Linked DNA regions of Homo sapiens: region 2 is linked to region 1. A link is a contact called in ENCODE Hi-C or POLR2A ChIA-PET data. All regions are on one chromosome and are shown on one strand. Each heading gives the region's core, a stretch centred on a gene start or an enhancer-like site at or near the end of the contact. The rest is flanking DNA. Distances are from core to core; before and after follow the strand shown.

What was found. Hi-C counts contacts between places; a loop is a spot of excess contacts on that map. ChIA-PET counts read pairs that join two places held with the same protein, here RNA polymerase II (POLR2A). Pooled maps may share reads with other maps.
Region 2: a loop to region 1 is called in a map of HepG2, with 7 times the contacts of the local background. The contact joins two enhancer-like sites. A Hi-C loop is called at or near these places in 2 of 168 maps with a recorded cell type or tissue (Caco-2 and HepG2) and 1 of 50 pooled maps. POLR2A ChIA-PET finds 5 or more read pairs at or near these places in 4 of 52 experiments (A549, HepG2, activated CD4-positive, alpha-beta T cell and 1 more).

Annotation. Positions count from the first base shown.
Region 1 is chr10:112,256,903-112,263,586 of GRCh38, reverse strand. No RefSeq gene overlaps it. Among named protein-coding and RNA genes, the nearest start is that of TECTB, 23 kb to the left of the region's middle. Within about 2 kb of position 2,231, at least 3 of the 41 ENCODE cell types and tissues checked have a DNase peak (open chromatin) inside an H3K27ac peak, as active enhancers do.
Region 2 is chr10:112,292,371-112,298,703 of GRCh38, reverse strand. It overlaps TECTB (tectorin beta), which reads right to left. Exons shown (of 11, transcript NM_058222.3): 6 at 4,863-4,966; 7 at 4,643-4,726; 8 at 473-635. Among named protein-coding and RNA genes, the nearest start is that of MIR6715A, 4.1 kb to the left of the region's middle. Within about 2 kb of position 2,312, at least 4 of the 41 ENCODE cell types and tissues checked have a DNase peak (open chromatin) inside an H3K27ac peak, as active enhancers do.

The DNA.
Region 1 (6,684 bases), core at 982-3,481:
ATTGGACTTGCTGAAGTTTGTTCATCGAGGTCCTAAGCGCTAGGGAAGGGCTTTTGGCCTAAGCATTAGCCCTTGAATCAGACATTGTTCCTGTTCTCAAGTTGCTCACAACCTAGTTTCTTGCTGCTCAACCCTTAAATTTCATAGCCTCTTCCACGCAAGGATGGAGAAACATGTTAATGAAGCACAGGGTGCTTCATCACAATTCCCAAAGCATTGAGCTTAAATCCATTTATTCTCAGGATTTTATAAGAAAGGCTTTATACTAGGTGCCATGAGCAAACAGAAACATACCCCACATAAGCCCTGCCCTCGAGGTATCCCTTGTCCATAAGGAAGCATCGAAAGTGATGCAAAATATGGCAATTTCAAGGCCTAGTGAGCAGGGCAGCTCATGAGGATCTTATGCGTTTGAAGCAGGGAGGGCAACTGGTGGGCTCGGGTGGTGCTCAGGTGATGGGAGGTGAAGCTGAGGCCAACTTCGTGCTGTTGGTTCCTGTGCCAGAGACTCAGATGGGGTAAGCAGGATTCTGTGCAGGGTAGGTACTCAGATGGTATGGTGGTAAAATCTCACCCCTAGGGCCCAACAATTGACATTACTAGAGAGAATTGCAGAGTGGGGAGGGGGAACCACGGAGCCAGAGGAACCTGGGTAGGGCCCACATCTCTACCAGCTACTGCCCGGGTATTCTCAGGCTGGTTCCTTAATCTCTTTGAGCTCAGCTCGCTTTCAGACTTGTTGGAAAAATTAGAAATCAGATGTAATACTGTGTGCATGCGGATGCTTAACAGGTTAAGGTTTGTTCATTATTACCCCTTAAGGGAAAAATATGTTAGGGACCAGGCCAATGTTAACTCCTCCAACTTGGCGCATGTCGACCCAACATTTTCAGATAGTGACTCATCCCTTCAAACCCATTTCACTCTGCAGCTTTGGGAAGGAGGAAGGAGCTATGCACTGGAAAACCTAATTTTGAGTGCCCAACTCGTCACTTACCAGCTTGTGATAACCCTCAGCAACATGTGTTCCTCAATTTCCTCATCTGTAGCATGGAATACGATAGCTATTTAATAGGGCTGTTGTGAAGATTAAATGAGAGAATATATGTTGCAAAAAATAAAGCCATTGGGAATGATCCACAAAATGCCTGTTGACATCATGATGATCTGACCAAGCCCTGGTGGAATTGTATGGACCAAGGCAACGCAGTTGCGCTGTCATTTCTGAAGATGAAGATGGCAAGTGTGATCAGATGGAGGCTGGGCTAATGGTTTCATGCATTCTCTCTTTTCCTAGGCTCATCAGAATAGAACCCTGAAAAGGACGTGAAAGGGACAAAATGAATATTTACCAGGAGCCTGCTATATGCCGGCACTGAGACAGATGGTTTGTACACATTAGTGCATTTCATACTCATAGAGCCCCAACAGATCTTTATGCCTGTTCCAGTTTAGGGATGGAATAAGCTCAGGAGATCCTCTTAAGAACCTCATAATTAGAATTGCCCTGCGATATGACAGAAGGTAGTTTTATGCGGGGGAAAGAAATGAAGAAAAACGACAGGGTTCACATGGAGGAATTGAGGAAATGCAACCCTGGATGGTTCTAGCATCCTCTTTGCAGAGACTTAGCATTTCATGGAACACTAATGTTTCAGAGCAAGAAAAGTGGGTATATGGAGATGATCTAGATTGAATTCTTTTTTTAAAAAATGAGGAAATTGCGGCTCAGATAGTAAGGGACTCACCCATACTCACAGATATGAAGTGAAGAAGGCTAGATTAGAAGTTAGCTCCCTGACTTCTTAGTCCAGCCCTGTTCTATTGCACCATTATTTCATGCTTCTGTGTGTGCCTGTTGGTCTGACTAGGGAAAGGAAATTTGAAGAGGAAAATCACTTTTGGGTTTATTGCTCAAGTGAGAGGCCAGGGGTCATTGAAAACATTAGACTTTCAGCATCGCTGGAATGATTGTCGGTAACACTTGATGGATTCCTTTGATGTCCAGGACTCCCCTTTCTGGGTCTTAGGGAAGCAAGGTCACAAGGCTTTGGAAACTTTGATGTTCACGTGAGCAATTAATGCTTTGCTGCAACTGAACTTTGCCACTTGAACATTATTAGTTTTGAAAGAAGCTGCCTGGCCTCAGAGTTCAAGTTAAACTTGCAACTGGAGCTATGTCCTAAGAGTCAAGCAAGAGGAGTAAAGCGCAGTGGCTGTGGCATGAGACATGAATGATTCAGCACATATTTATCAAGTGCCTGCTCTTTCTCTGTGCAGGGCTCTGTTGAAGACCTTCCTAACTGAGGGAGGTGGACCACAACAAATAAGTGAAATACATAGTGGTGAAAAGAACTATGGGGAAAAGCAAAGCAAGAGAAGGAGAAAGGAAGTTCTAGGAGTGGAGAGTGGGGTTCAGGGTAGGCCTCGCTGAGAAGGGGAGACATATATATGTATATATATAAAACTGTGGTAAGAACAGGTAACATGAGATCTATCCCATCAACAAAAATCTAAGTTAACTACACACACAAGGTTGTGCAGCCGACCTCCAGAGCTTCCTCATTTTGTATAACCAAAACTTTATGCCTGTTGAATAGTAACTCCCCATTGCTCCTCCTCCGGCCCCTGACATCTACCATTCTACTCTCTGTTTCTATGAGTTTGACACGTTTAGATACATTATATAAGGGAAATCATGTAGTGTTTGTCCTGTATCTGGCTTATTTCACTTAGCATAATGTCCTCCAGTTCGTCCATGTTTTGGCATATGGCAGGATTTCCTTCTTTTTATGGCTTCATAATATTCCATTATGTGTGTATAACCACACTTGCTTTATTCATTCATCCATTGATAGACATTTAGGTTGTTTCCTTATTTTGGCTATGGTGAATAATGCTACAATAAACACAGAAGTGGAGATTTATTTTCGACATACTGATTTCATTTCCTTTGATATATACCCAGTAGTGGGATTGCTGGATAATATGGTAGTTCTATTTTTAATTTTTCAAGGAACCGCCATACTGTTTTCCATAGCCGCTATACCATTTTCCATTCCCACCAACAGTGTACAAAGGTTCCCATTTCTCCATATCCTCACCACAACTTATCTTTTGTTTTTAAAGAACAGCCAAATAGGTGTGAGGTGATATCTCATTGTCATTTTGATTTACATTTACCTGATGCTTAGCAATGTCGAACTTCTTTTTATATACCTGTTGGCCATTTGTGTGTTGTCTTTGAAGAAATGTCTATTCAAGTCCTTTGGCCATTTTTAAGTTGGGTTATTTGAAGTTTTGCCGTTGTGTTTTAGGAGGTAAAGGAGACGTTTGAACAAAGACTTGAAGGAGGATTAGAGAGTACAAAGCCACACCAATGACTGGGGAGGAGTTCTTCCAGGCAGCGATAACAAGAAGCAAAAAGTATTAGAGACAGGAGCCTGTATGGGGAGATGGAAGAGTAGCAAGGAGGCCAGTATGGCTGGACTGTGAGTTAGGAAAAGTCATAAGACATGAGGTCAGCATGGTACCAGGGACCAGAGCTGAGGTGGAGAAGTAGTCTGATATGGGGTATATTTTGAATGTGATATCACAACAAATCATCCAATACATCTTTAGTTAACAAATATGCAATGTGTGCTTTCTACATTCAAGGCAAATACAGCACAACCCTGAAGCACTCACCATAAAGGTGGGGTGACAAGAAAGGTAAACAAATAACTGCAATACAAGGCATGTCATAAGCAACACAGAGAGGAGCAAATCACTAGGGGATGTTCCTCTTGTTCCCAATCAGGGATAATTAAAGGCTTTGCTGGTTTGGCCTTTGACAAGGTTTTCAAGAATGGATAGAATTTCTAAAGTCTTTTTACTGTTCTGGTAATAAATATTAATATAACATAAGTTCATCACAAAAATGTTGTAAAGTGCAAAATATAAAATAACCACCAATAATCCCACACCCAGAAATAATCACTATTAATATTTTGATGTATTTTCTTTTTCTTTCCCCTATAGAATCAATTTCCCCTGTACAAGCAATTATATAATCAGTCAATTTATACAGTCACACACAGTATAAAACTTAGATCAAACTGTTCACAGATTTATAGTATCATTTTTCATTGAATAAATTATGAGCATTTTCTAAGACTATATAATCTTTGAAATGTTAATTTTATTTATTGCTTGGTATTCAATTATATTGCACCATGAGTGGTTCAATAATCTTCCATTGTTGGAAATGTATTGTTTTCTTTACTATTATATAGATAGTTCCACTTTACCATTCAAAATGCTCACCTCATTAAACATCATTATTCATAAATCTTTGTGCATATTTCTAATTATTTTCTTAACGATACATTATTGTACTGGAATTACTGGATTAAAGAATATGTATATAAAGTTCTCAAACATATTATACCTATTAATCAACTTTCCTTCAAAAGGTTGTAACAATTTACATGCCCAAAATAAATCTAAGAGAAGATCTGTTTTCCTATGCTCAAATTAATAATGGTCATTGATACCAAAAAAGAAATTTCCAATTTGAAAGGTTTAAAAAGAATCTCACTTTTATTCCTGATTCAGTTAGTTTTGTTGTATAACAGAACATTCCCAAAATAGTGGCTTATGAAGAAAACCACTCATTTAGCTAATGATCTGTGAATCTGAAATTTGGGCTAAATTCAGTTGGGGTCACTCATGCAGCTACTATCAGATAAGGGCTCTACTTTTAAAGGATTTGCTGCTTATTGGTAACAAGGGCAGGGAAGTTTGTGACTGGATAACGTACTTCTCATCATCCATCAAGGGCTTCCTTATGTGGCTGGCAAGGAGTTCTGAGATACAAATTCTTTTCAAGTCTCTGCTTGGATAGCACCTGCTAACATGCCATTGGCAAAACCAAGTGACATGGTATCAGCATGGCAGCAGGTTCCTTGCTGTTCACATGGCAAGGAGGTTGGAACAGAATGAGGGAAAGAACTTGTGACAGTCTACCAAGGTTATTACAAACAAAATAGAACAAGACCAAATATTTGTTTAGCAATTATTTGTGTGCCAAACACTTTCCATGCATTATCTCATTGAATCCTCACAACTGTCCTGTGAGTAGGTGCTATTATCTCAATTTAGAGCTTAAGGATTGTATCAGTTGAAAGCAGAACAAGTATGAGATATATATTAAGAGATTTATTGCAAGAAATTTGCTGTATGCAATTGTGGGTGCTGGCTGGGCAAGTCTGAAATCTTTAGGGCAGGCCCTGGAAGGGCAGGCTGGAAATTCTGGGCACAGGCTGAAGATATAGTTCAGAGATGGAATTTCTTCTTCACCAGGGAAGCCTCAATTCAGCTCTTAAGGCCTTTTGACTGACTAAATTATGCCTATGCAGATTATCTGGGATAATTTATCTTACTTAAAGTCAACTGATTATGAGCTATAATTACATCTTCAAAACATCTTACAGCAACACCTGGATTGGGGTGATGGAACAACTAGAGACTGTAGTCTAGGCAAGTTGACACATCAAAAGACCATCATAAGAACCCAAGAGAGGTTCAATAACTTACCCCAAATCGCATAGCTGTTAAAGTGGCAGAGCTGGAACTAAAATGCAGCTCTGATTGTGAAGACCTCAGTATTATTAACCACTACACTCCCTTTTGATATTGTAATATTTTTATACATATATTGGGTGTTTAAGTATTTTTCCCTTTGTAAGTTTTTCTTCTCCATTGTGGAGTGGGGTAGCATTTTAACAAGTGGTGATGTGAGGGGCCCCTGGGAAGAGGCGGAGCTCGTTTGTAAATGTAGAGATAGAAACCCAGGGGTGTATGCAAGGGTGTTTTAGTTTCCTGTTGTGCTGTAACAAGTTACCACAAATTCAGTTGTCTAAAATAATGCGAGTTTATTATTTTACAATTCTGAAGGTCAGAAGTCCAAAATTAGTCTCAGTGGGGTAAAATCAAGGTGCCTACAGGACTGTGTTCTTTCTGGAGGCTCTTGACTTGTCTCTTCCTTGTCTTTTTCAGATTCTAGAGGCTGCCTGACTTCCTTGGCTCATAGCCCTGCATCACTCTGACCTCTGTTTCCATTGACACATGTCCTTCCTGGACTCTCCTATTTCCCTCTCATAAGGACCCTTTTGATTACCTTTGGCCAATGTGGATAATTCATGGTAATCTCCCTATCTTAAGATGCAAAACTTGTTCATACTTGCAAAGTCTCTTTTGGCATATAAAGTAACATTTTTACATGTTCTAGGGATCAGGACATGGACATCTTTAGGGACCATCATTCTTGCTACCACAAGAAGTTATGGTGTGAGGGATTCACACCGCCCCTATAAACTTTATAAAATCAGTGAAGAAGGGAGGGGGAGATATGTAAATAAATCAAGCTTGCAGCTAACTCAGCATTAATCATTAGGTCAGCTTGCTTTCTGACCTGCTTCCTCATAGCTGTATGGAGCCTATTGCCTCAGGATCATGTACGCCCTGTTATAAGATTTTTAAAAATTTTTTTATTATTATTACACTTTAAGTTTTAGGGTACATGTGCACAATGTGCAGGTTTGTTACATATGTATACATGTGCCATGTTGGTGTGCTGCACCCATTAACTCGTCATTTAACATTAGGTATATCTCCTAATGCTATCCCTACCCCCTCCCCCCA
Region 2 (6,333 bases), core at 1,063-3,562, 35 kb before region 1:
CATCTCTCTGAAGTCACAGAGGTGAACCCTCGGGCTGTTCAGTCAAGACTAAAAACACCCACCTTTTGAGTTATTTCCACGGCCTGTCCCTGCCACCTAGACCTTGAATTTCCCTTGCCCTTTTCACTTCTTCCAAGTATTTCCAAGTCTGTTATCACTTTCATTTACCTACACTGCCCTCTGATGAGGGAAGGGCCATCATTACTTAACACACTTTGCTTAAGGATGAGAAAGCAGGTCCCAGCAGGTTAGGCGACACATGCCAGACCATGTGGGTTGTTGGAGGCAGGGCAGATAGGGCCCTGAGCATCTGCCCTCACGAGCATCTGCCCTTATACTCAGTGCCATTTCCTCCAGATGTCCTCAGCACACAGCTGCCCTGGCCTGGTTATGATCTCCCCACTCAAACTCCAGCTCCTCCAATACTGGCACCCTTTAGGTAACATTGTCCTTCTGGAGAGAGGCAGCTCACCACTGGGCAGGAGAGTTTCTCACTGTCGCAGATGAACGTCTCACAGTGTAACCACACCTTGGAGAGTTTGGGGATGTTCTGGAACCGGAAAGCATTGAATTGGAAGGTTGCCCTGTGATCTCTCCCATTCTCATGCACGAGGACGGTTTCATCCGTGGGGCAGCTGAGGCAGATGGGGAAAGAAGAGTGAACTGTCATCTCCTTGAACTCCAGCAAGAGCTGCTGAGCGATTTACACACAAGGCTCCCGAGGTGGTTATATGACCTCTAACCTTCCCAGGCATTTTGATTAGCAGCACCTCACTTGATCTTCACAACTGTGAGGTCAAGTTGATGAGCTAGGAGATGGGTATTACTGTCCTCATTCTATAGACAAGGTACGATGGGAGGGGAGTGACTTATAAGAGTCACACTTTTAGTAAGTTACACCTGTGTCCCAAAGAAAGAAAATCCCTAGGAGATAAGGCCCTCCGAGGACTGGAATATGTCCAGCCCTTGAGGGACATACAAAGTAAGGACAATGGCACCAGGTGCAGCATTGCCCCTGCTGCCACAGCTGCCTAAGCTCAAGTCACACCCAACACATTTCTGTGTGTGAACTGTGAGGTTTTGCATTGAAAATTTGTATTTATGGTATATTATTTAAATTATATATATCTACATAGTTACTTTTGTAAAAATGTGGTCACATTTTTAATATAAGCACAGAAATAATGACTGAAGGATACCGTCTAAATGTTAACACAGGCTGATACAAAGGGATAAAATTATGGGCATTTTTGGTTTTCTTCTTTGTATTTTTATGTATTCTTCCAAATTCTCTATAATGAGAATACAATATTTGTATGATATTCCAACGTCTCAAAGGTAATAATTCAGTTTAAAAAATGACACAGATGGGCATTTATTTAAGCTAGTGGTTCTCGCTTGGTCCACTTTGTGCCCCAGGGGACATTTGGCACTGTGATTGTCCAGGCTGGGGGAAGTGCTGCTGGTATCTAGTGAGTGGGCGGAGACCAGGGCTGCTGCTGAACGTCCTACAGTGCACAGCACAGCCCCCACAGTGGAGAATGGTCCCACCCCAAATGTCAAGGTGCCAACATTGAGAAACCCTAGTTTCAGCAAACATACTTTTTCATTTAACAAAGACTGATGACCTAAGTGCCGTTCCTTTAACTAGGTGTTGGAAACAGACGCAACCATTCTTGGGACTGTACAGAGAAGCCCACACTATTGTGGGGGTTTGTTATCTGCAGGTAGCACGGGGTAGCAGGGTCTGTCGCTCTGCAGGAAAAGGTCTATGTTTCGAAAGCGTCAGACCACTGAATAGCACCATAGCAGGCCCCAGATTAATGCAACTCTGAAGCATCTTTCTTCTTGTATGGTAAACTCGGCACACACGCCAGAGAGCGGTCCAGTTACCCCAGGGAACCTTCATGATGTTCTCTACCCCACCCCTTTTCCCTCAGAAACAGACAACGGGGGGCCAAGCTAAAGGCAGGCACTAAGGAAGTCAAGTGTGAGAGTGAGGGAGTGAAGTGAGGGAATGCTGTACCTTTGTATCTGGACCAGGGGTCAGAGCCGGGTCTGTGTGTGGTGGGCTCTGAACAGTGATGAAACTGTGGCATTTTCCAAGTTGTGAAACAAGACTTCTGTAGGATCATTTTGTCAATAAACACGAGATCCTCGTATGAACTCAAGATGGGAGTTCTTAAAATAGCTCTTTGCAGCCAGAGTGCCCCAGGCATGGTCAGCCAGTGGAAAATAATGTAAGCAGAGCTTTGTCAGGGGGTGGGGAGGAGGCAAAAAATAGGCAGATCTAGATGCCTTGGCACTGCTGCTTCTTGGCACCAGCTGCAGCACCCACACTTCAGTGGCAGCTGCCTCTAGATGGTGGAAGCCCACAGGAGGCTTTTATGCCCTCTCTGCATGAGCCTCCTTTCCCATGTCAGATTGCTCTTTGAGATAAGTATGCTGCTTTTGGGGCATCCATGTGTACAGGGAAATTCCTTATGATATATCTCCTGCCATCTCTCCAGGAACTTTTGCAAACTGGGTTTTTTTTTTCCAAAGGGGCCCAGTGTTGTGAGCAAAAATCATCTGGAGATTGTGGGAGTGGACTTTTCCATTCTCCCCTTTGGCACTGAACTTTGTGCATGTATCTCCAACTTTGAGGTGCCATGTCAACTAGGAAGAATGTAGAAATGGGTCGGGATGTCTTACATCTGGCTGTGTTGAAATGCAGATTCCGTGGGTTTCCCCAGAGTCCTTCTGATCTGGTAGGTTTACAGTACACCTGCATACGTAATAGGCACCCTACACAGTTTGTGTGTACACTAGAGCTTGAGGACAATTGTGCAGACCACCCAAAGCCACAGGCATCCCTTTTTCAGCCATGTTGCACATCTGCCAGATGGGAACAACGGCACTAGAACTCCCTGCAGAGAGATGATTCCAGGGGTAGCAGAAGCCTTTGCCTAGTGTGACCATTGCCTGAGAGAGGTTCCCAGTGCCTGATAGCAATTTCTGGTCCCTGCAGGTCAATACGTTATTTCAGAATTCCTGGAGTCATTTGATTGCACCATTGCTAACAGAGGCTGAATGAATTGAATCATTCAATGGCAGATGTGAGGTAAACACCCAGATTAAGCTGCCATCTCTACAGGAGGCTTTGCTGGGCTGCACAGGTGTGCCTCGGCCAGCCTGTCCTGTCCAGGCCACTCAGGAGGTAACACTGACTGAGTCTGAATCCCAGGCCTTCTCCTTACTAGCTCCATATCTTGGGCACATTTCTGGACCTGTGCCTCAGTTTTCTCCTCTATAAAATAATGATTATTATACTGTCTACTTTAGAGAGGGTTTAATGACATTTAGATAAATTAATATTTGTAAAACACCTATCTAGAACAATGTTTGGTATATTGTAAGAGCTGTATAAGTGTTTGCTAAATAAAAATAGAGGTCCAAAATAGCTCCACTTTTGTTATCCAATTATGTTTATCCTTGACATTAATTTTTCCTTGGCCTGATGGGTTCTGAGAATAACACAGGCACATTGGTCTGTTACATGCTTTGTTTAGAGAATGATCTCTTCTTTGTTTACTGCTAATTATGTGTATGATGTCCACATCTCTTGTCTAGCCCTGTCTCTCCTCTAATTTCCAATAGTACAATTCTAAGTACTTCTGGACAATCATCATTTGAAGCTTAACATGTCTGTTAGTGAACTCAGCGAGAATCCATATTTCCTTATCCAAAAACCTCCTTCTCCAACAGCCAAATCCAGACACTCTTCCTCAGCTTTGTAGTCCACAGATTTAAGAACACAAAGCCATCTTTTTCCATTACTCCCCAGATTTCTTGCGCTGTCCTTTCCTCCACCTCCTATCTGATTAGTTCCTACATTTTCTCATTCCTGCAGAAGCATCTCCCTACTTTTTATTACCTTGTTCCATTCACTTGGCTACAATAGCAGTTCATGTCTTATCACCCTTGCACAATAGCTGCCAGGGCCTCTAATCTGGTTTTTCTCCCTTCCATGCACGTTTCTAAACCATCCTGTGTATGACTTCCAGCATTGCCTTTCTAGGGCGCACTTCTAGTACTACTTTAGTGCTTTACTCCAAATTGTAAAAGCTCCCGGTTATCTACTTAATTAGTAATAAAAACAATGATCTTATTTAAAATGGTTGGACTATCTAGCAAGTACCATCTGCTAAGCTTTTGATATCGATTATTTAATTTAGTCATCATCACCGTGGTTCTGTTGTCAGACTAATTGGATTTGAATTCAGCCTGCACACTTCCTCTTGCACACATACACACATGCACACACACGCATGCGCACACACACATTTAATATGAGACCTTACCCTCTCTTGTGCCTCAGTATTCACATCTGTAAAATGGGGATGATAGTAAAACTAACTTTCTTGTTGTACGGCTTAAAGGAGTTAATATAAGGTAAAGCTCTCAGAACAGTATCTGGCCCCTAGAATGCACTATGTCCTGTTTCTTAGTATTTGTTCTTTGCCTGGAACCACAGATGGTGTCACTGCTGTAACTCCAGCAGGCTTCACCTCTTCCTCCCAAGCTTTCCCAAGCCAGAGCAAAGTAGCCCGATAAATGCCTGGTTCCACTGTTCAGCCCTGTCTCTAGATAGTGTACCTACCCCTTGTTGATCAGCTGCCACTGCAAGGGATACATGAAGTCAGCCGAGGGGGTGGCCCAACAGCTGTTCAAGACCACTTTAAACCTGGAAATAAAACAAAATGGCATCACTTTGAAACAGAGAATCTTATGCCTACAAACATCTGATGATTAAAAAGTATGTCAGCTAGTCTTTTTTTTCTTTGCATTTAAACATATAAACTTGGAGGAAATGTACTTACCTAATGCTTAACCCTTTGGCTTCCACTCCTGCAAACAGATCTGAACCGATTTCGGATGCCTCCAGGACAAAGGGAGCTTCTTTCTTGATGGAGAACTTGGCATTCTTTGGAAGGAAATTGACACTGGGCATTATGAACTCTCAGATTGAGCAGCTAGGTCTACCAGGAGCAGATGAATTGGGATGGGGTGGGGATGAGAATCAACCCAAAGACATAAGCAGGTGAGACCATAGAGTGATCCTCCAAGACCAGAGAAATTCTAAGTCTTAAGACACTATGCCATCTTAGAAGGGATGAGGACATCATATAATCACGTATTCTAGATTTGCTCATTATAGTGAGACACACACTGTATGTCTCATTTATGCCAATGAGATTTCACTAATGGAAAACAAGTGAAATTCAGGGATATTAAGGCACTGTGTTATACTGAATCGCCCAAGGACACAGGGACTGAGCACATACAACACCCGCCTCTGCCCTCACTCGTTGCTACTTTTTGCCTGAGCAGATTTCAGCGTGGGTTGGGAAGTGTAGGATCAGATTCCCAGATTCCCAGTACAATCATCAACAACAATAACAACCACTACCACAATGTATTGATCAACTACTATGTGTTGGGCACTGACGATGGACTCTGTCAGGATTTTGTTAGCGAACAAAGCAAAGATATCTGCCTTCAATGATCTGGCATATTCTAGCAGGGGAGACAAACAGTAAGTAAGTAAATGATATAATATGTAACTATAGACCATAGGACATTATCTAGAAAAGCTATAAAACATGCAGAGTGGGATAAGGAAGATCAGGAGTGTGAGGAAGGGCAGGTTGCAGTTTTAAATACAGTGGTTGGGGAGGCCTCACTGAGGATGTGACATTTGAGCAAGATTTGGAGGAAGTGAGGAGGGGGGCCATGTAGCTATCCAGGGAAGAATGCTTGAGTCAGGATAAAGGCCCTGGGGCAGGACTGTGGCTGGCAGCACAGCAAGGAGGCCAGTGTGGCTGGAGCAAGTAAGTGAGGCAGGAGGGTGGAGAGTGGGGAGCGGGGTGGGGGTGAGGTTAGATAAGTTGTGGGGGCTGATCAAGAAGACTGGGGCTGGCTGGGCGCTGTGGCTCACACTTGTAGTCTCAGCGCTTTGGGAGGCTGAGGCAGGCAGATCACTTGAGGCCACAAGTTCGAGACTAGCCTGGCCAACATGACGAAACCCTGTCCCTGTTAAAAATACAAAAATTAGCTGGGTGTGGTGGCAGGCATCTGTAGTCCCTGTAATCCCAGCTACTCTGGAGGCTGAGGCAGGAAGATCTCTTGAACCTGGGAGGTGGAGGTTGCCATGAGCCAAGATTACACCATTGCACTCCAGCCTGGGTGACAGAGTGAGACTCTGTCAAAAACAAAAAACAAAAAACCTCAAAAACTAAACACTGGGTCTTACTCTCTGAGTGCAGTGGGGCAGCAAGGAGTCAACACCAC